Linked DNA regions of Homo sapiens: region 1 is linked to region 2. Evidence: chromatin loops called from intact Hi-C (ENCODE). Cell type or tissue: A673. All regions are shown on one strand. Region 1 overlaps CUBN (cubilin). Region 2 overlaps CUBN (cubilin).

Evidence for each region. A loop is a pair of places that touch in the nucleus more often than their neighbours do. Peaks named below come from ENCODE experiments on the same cell type or tissue, not always from the same donor. Only the 100,000 strongest peaks of a DNase experiment are listed, where the experiment ranks them.
Region 1: it touches region 2 in a loop (2.8-fold over the local background); 13 of 110 quality-filtered maps call a loop at or near these places.

The regions. Positions count from the first base shown.
Region 1 is chr10:17,028,769-17,031,268 of GRCh38, reverse strand. The region is part of intron 27 of CUBN (cubilin); the gene reads left to right. Among named protein-coding and RNA genes, the nearest start is that of CUBN, 100 kb to the left of the region's middle. In A673, no CTCF peak of the experiment used is centred here; DNase peaks (open chromatin) are centred at 1,228 and 1,538; H3K4me3 peaks cover 682 bases; H3K27ac peaks cover 2,079 bases.
Region 2 is chr10:16,951,549-16,954,048 of GRCh38, reverse strand. It overlaps CUBN (cubilin), which reads left to right. Exons shown (of 67, transcript NM_001081.4): 33 at 1,660-1,773. Among named protein-coding and RNA genes, the nearest start is that of RSU1, 140 kb to the right of the region's middle. In A673, a CTCF peak has its summit at 1,192; DNase peaks (open chromatin) are centred at 1,238 and 1,708; H3K27ac peaks cover 1,768 bases.

The sequences.
Region 1 (2,500 bases), 77 kb before region 2:
AATAGAGAGCCTTCAATTCTTTAGGTTGAGATATAATTAATGATTCATTTCTCAAGACATTTAATTTTCCTCTTGTTTTCTGCCTGCAGCCTGCATGGTTAATGCATTTTGACACTTCTCACTAAGGATAAATGACAAATGATAAAACCAACAATTTTTGTCCACTTATTTTACTCAAAGCTCCGTTAAGAAAAATAATGAAAAAAATTTTAATTTCAGTGACTAACAGGAGTGTTCGTATTGTCCCTATCATTTTAAAAATTGTTTTGGTTACTCTCTATTATTACAGAGAATAAAGACTTTCTGTATCCTGGAGTTTAACAACTCTTATTTTATTTTATTTTATTTTTGAGACAGAGTCTTACTCTGTCGCCCGGGCTGGAGTGCAGTGGCGTAATCTTGGCTCACTGCAACCTGTGCCTCCCGGGTTCCAATGATTCTCCTGCCTCAGCCTCCCGAGTAGCTGGGGCCACAGGCACCCACCACCACACCTGGCTAATTTTTGTATTTTTAGTAGAAATGGGGTTTCACCATGTTGGTCAGGCTGGTCTCGAACTGCCGACCTCAGGTGATCCACACACCTCGGCTTCCCAAAGTGCAGGGATTACAGGCATGAGCCACCACGCCCGACCAACAATGCTTATTCTTAAGAAAAGAACTGCCACAGAAGGAAATAGGAAAAATTCTTCTTCAGTAGTTGATGCCTTTCAAAATATTAAATTACTAAACCTCTACCTACCTCAGTTTCCAGAACTCTAAAATGAAGATAACAATACTACCTGCATTACAGAGCTGCTAGGATTTTTAAATTAGAATAATGACCAGCATGGAATAAGTGCTAATACATATTATCTATGGTTATTTTAACATAAACATAGTCTCATGGATTATTTTTTTGTGCTCTGAAGCAGGAGACCCCAATCTTTTTGGCACCAGGGACTGTTTTTGTGGAAGACAGTTTTTCCACGGACCGGGGGTGGGGTGGGAGGGTGGTTTCAGGATGATTCAAGTGCATTGTATTTATTGTGCATTTTATTTCCATTAGTCTTACATTGTAATATATAGTGAAATAATTATACAAGTCACCATCATGTAGAATCAGTGGGAGCCCTGAGCTTGGTTTCCTGCATTAGACAGTACCACTGGGGGGTGATGGGAAACAATGACAGATTATCAGGCATTCGATTCTCATAAGGAGCACGCAACCTAGATCCCTCGCGTGTGCAGTTCACAATAGGGTTCATGCTCCTATGAGAGTTTGATGCCACCAGTACTGGTCTGGGGACTGGGGCTCTTGCTCTATAGCATTTTGTGGTAAATAAATCTGTGGTTTCCAGAGCAGCCTTCCCAGTTGTAATTAACATCAATTGGCCCCACTGTGTTGAAAGCAGTGCTGCTTCTCCTGCCTCCCAGTTTTCCTACAAAAGCCACTGGGATTGTAGATAAAATCCTGTTTTCCAGTTGGCGAGATGCAGAGAAGCAGATGAGATTTTGTCTGAGCAGCGGTGGATCTGAGCCGACTTTGATTATGGCTCCACCGCCAACGCTTCCTGGGCAGATGAGTCATGCTTCCTGGAACTGTCTGTCAGAGGAAGTTTGCTTCTGGGACTTTTGCATTTTGCTTAGAGCTTAGAGATAAGCTATTACAATTCTAAGTTCAGCTGCTATTCAAAAACATGCATAAAAGCTGGGAAGAGTTTACCAAACATTTCAATTTATAACTTGATACCAGATATGAGTCTAGCACCGTACTAAGCATGATACCTGGATTCAAAAAAAGTTTAGAATGAAGTATATCCATTAGTTAGCGAAGCCAGATGCTTTGTAGTGTCGTTGAGTTTAGCATGAGGCATTTTAGAAGAAATTTTGGTTTTAAGATTGCCTGAGTAAAATGTGATTTTTTAGTTATAAAAAATTGAAAGAAGAAATGTTATTTCAGTGTGATCAGAATCCCTTTCCTTAAAAAGAAATGCTGATCTTTTCTGACCATCTTTCACAATGAAGGATTTTCGTATGATTGCATTAATTTGCAGCAGTTAATGAACCAACGTTCCAACCTTCAAAAGAGCCTCTGCTCTCAGATTCAAAAGAAACTCTGCGTGTTTCCTCTCTTCAAACATGAAGGACAGAATTAGGATGAATAATAATCAAACCTAAAATAATTTCTGAACTACCCTGAAGCAGTAAAAATTCCATTAGATGCTCAGAACTTGAATTGTCCTATGCACACTGCCTTTCCTGGTTGACCTCAGGTTGCTCTGCTCCTCAGACTGGCGAAAGGCAGGGCAACCGAAAGGTCTCTTCCACTATCAGACAGGCTCATGGTATGAATAAGCATGCATTGAGCAAAATGCTAAATTTTAAACACTGGTAATCACAGTTGTGGGTTTCAGTTAACTATATTGACTTTCTACTTTTTAAAATGGGAAAGATTTCCAATTGCAACATTACAGAATTTTGTTTAAACACGTCTTTACCCTGCAGTTCCTACATTGGCTCT
Region 2 (2,500 bases):
CTTGTAATGTATTCAGATGCCAGCCCCTGGAAGCAGTGGTTTCCCTCATTTCTGAATCCTGCCATTGTCCAACTGAGGAGTCACTGTTGTTTTCCATTTATTTTTCTTTCTTTGTTCCCTCCCTTCCTCCCCTCTTCTTCCCCTTCCTCTCCTCCCCTTCCTTTTCCTCATCTCTCTTTCCCTCCCCTTCCCTTTCTTTCCACAGGGTCTCTCTCTGTCACCCAGGCTGGAGTGCAGTGGTGCAATCACGGCTCACTGAAGCCTCGACCTCCCAGGCTCAGGCAATCCTCCCACCTCAGCCTCCTGAGTAGCTGGGACTATAGGTGCACCCCCACGCCTGGCTATTTTTTTTCTTTTTTAGAGATGGGATCTGCTCTGTTGCCCGGGCTGGTCTCAAACTCCTGGCCTCAAGTGATTCTCCTGTCTTAGCCTCCCACCATACCTGGCCATTTTTGTTCTTAAATCACCACTTCTCCAAGACCTTTTTACCCATTGCCTTTCATCTGCTCGTTCTAAGAGATGAACCCCTTATCCCATAGTCAGAGATGACTTGTATTCAGATGACTCAGAACATTCACTACAAATACATTTAGTCTGTGTAGTCATTATGTCTATCTTAGTCAACTCGCTTATATTCTGTAGTAAAGAGCTCTGGATGGGGACAGTGCCTGGATCGAGGTCTCCCAAATACGCACCATAGACCTTTAGACTTTGGAGCAAGACAGACTATATTCTTGTTGATTTTAAAGAAAAACTAGTTTCCTAATAGTTCTTTTGCATGTTATTATTCACTTGTTTGTTGCTTCATAGTAAAAAGTCCCTGCTAGCTTTCATCCGGACTGTAACAACCTCCTGAAAGTCACCTACCCTTACCCCATCTCTCTCCAAAGTCGCCTGTAAAAGCCCTGCTCTGATCATGCCATTGGAATGCTCAATGTCTGTCCCGTCTCCACCTGGCCTGGAGAATAAAGCTCAAGCTCCTGCAGATGTTAACCAAGAGCCCCAGAACCCACCCTGACCTCTCTCCAGCGTCAGTCACCCACATCCCTGGGGCACCCCATGCTCCAGCTGAGCCTCTATAGATGCTCCTCTGTGTCTGCTCAGGCAGTCCCCTCCCTGGCCTCCCTTTTCTCACCCTCCAAGTCCTAGTTTAGCCTCGGCCTCCTCCTCAGCAAGACTCCTCTTACGCCCTCCAGCGGTGACCGCCTCTCCCTCTTCAAGACTCACATCGAATTTTGCTCTTCTCTAGTAATCTACAGTCATCCTTATGAAGCCTTATTCAATTGAGTATTTATTTTCCTGAAAAAAAGAGGTCATTTATAAGCAGATTATCCCTATGCCTATGATTTATGAGTGGGCAGTGTAAGTGAATCCATGCAAGAATTTTGTTTGAATGACTTAGGCAATTCATAGACATTTAATCTGTTGCTTTTTGCCACTTCCTACTTCCTGTAGTTGAAGAATAATTGTTAAAAATATAAACTGTGCTCCTGTTTTCTCATGGTTTATGTACAGCTCTCCTTATGGAGAACTTTCTTGGCGTGCATTTTAGAAATAAGAAGAAAAATCATTGATGGTTTTATTCATCAAATAATTGTTTTGTACGGTCAGTAGAAATGAAAAGCATATGACATGTATGTGTGTTTGTGTGTTCCCCAGCCTGCGGAGGCCACATCCTCACCAGCTCATTTGATACTGTTTCCTCTCCACGGTTCCCTGCCAATTATCCAAACAATCAGAACTGCAGCTGGATCATTCAAGCGCAACCTCCATGTAAGTAACAAAAATGAAAAAGAAAAGGCACACAGGAGAGAAGGTGTCTGTGGGAAGGTCAGTCTATGAGTAACCTTCTTATCTCAGTGCTAACAATCGATGGCCTTCCTCTTCATCTTTTGCAAGTCCCAATTCCTGATGTGCTTAAGAACAAGCATTTCCTAATCTGATAGGGAAGTCATTTCTACAGTTGCTTCTAAATTTAAAAACAATTTCTTTTTTTTCATGTCAAGGCCTAGCAAAGGTTAAAAAACACACACACGCACAACAACACAACACACCTACAACCTTGCTGTATTAACAGGCGTATGCAGGCGTATGAGATTGGGGGTAAACCAAAATAATCGATAAATAGTTTTTGACATGTGTGCCTTGAGTATAGCTGATGTTCAAGACAGTTGCTGAGTGAACAAATGAAGAAGAGTCACAGACTGGAGAATCAGTGACTCACGGGCCAGAATGCAATGCGCGCACCTATCCATCAAAGCAAACATTCATAAAACCTGGGCTCTCCTGCAAGGTACTATTCCAGCACAGGCCTAGAAGAAACATTGAATAAACGCTTACTTTCTTTTCTTTTTTGGAACCCTAGAATCTTATTTTCTGACCTGGTAACAGTCCGATGGTAAGGACTTCTGTCCTCATTTTACAGACAGAGAACATCAGGAAATGCCCCTCAAGGACATGACAGAATGGCTGCAAAGCGGGTGATGCTGGGGCCCTTCTG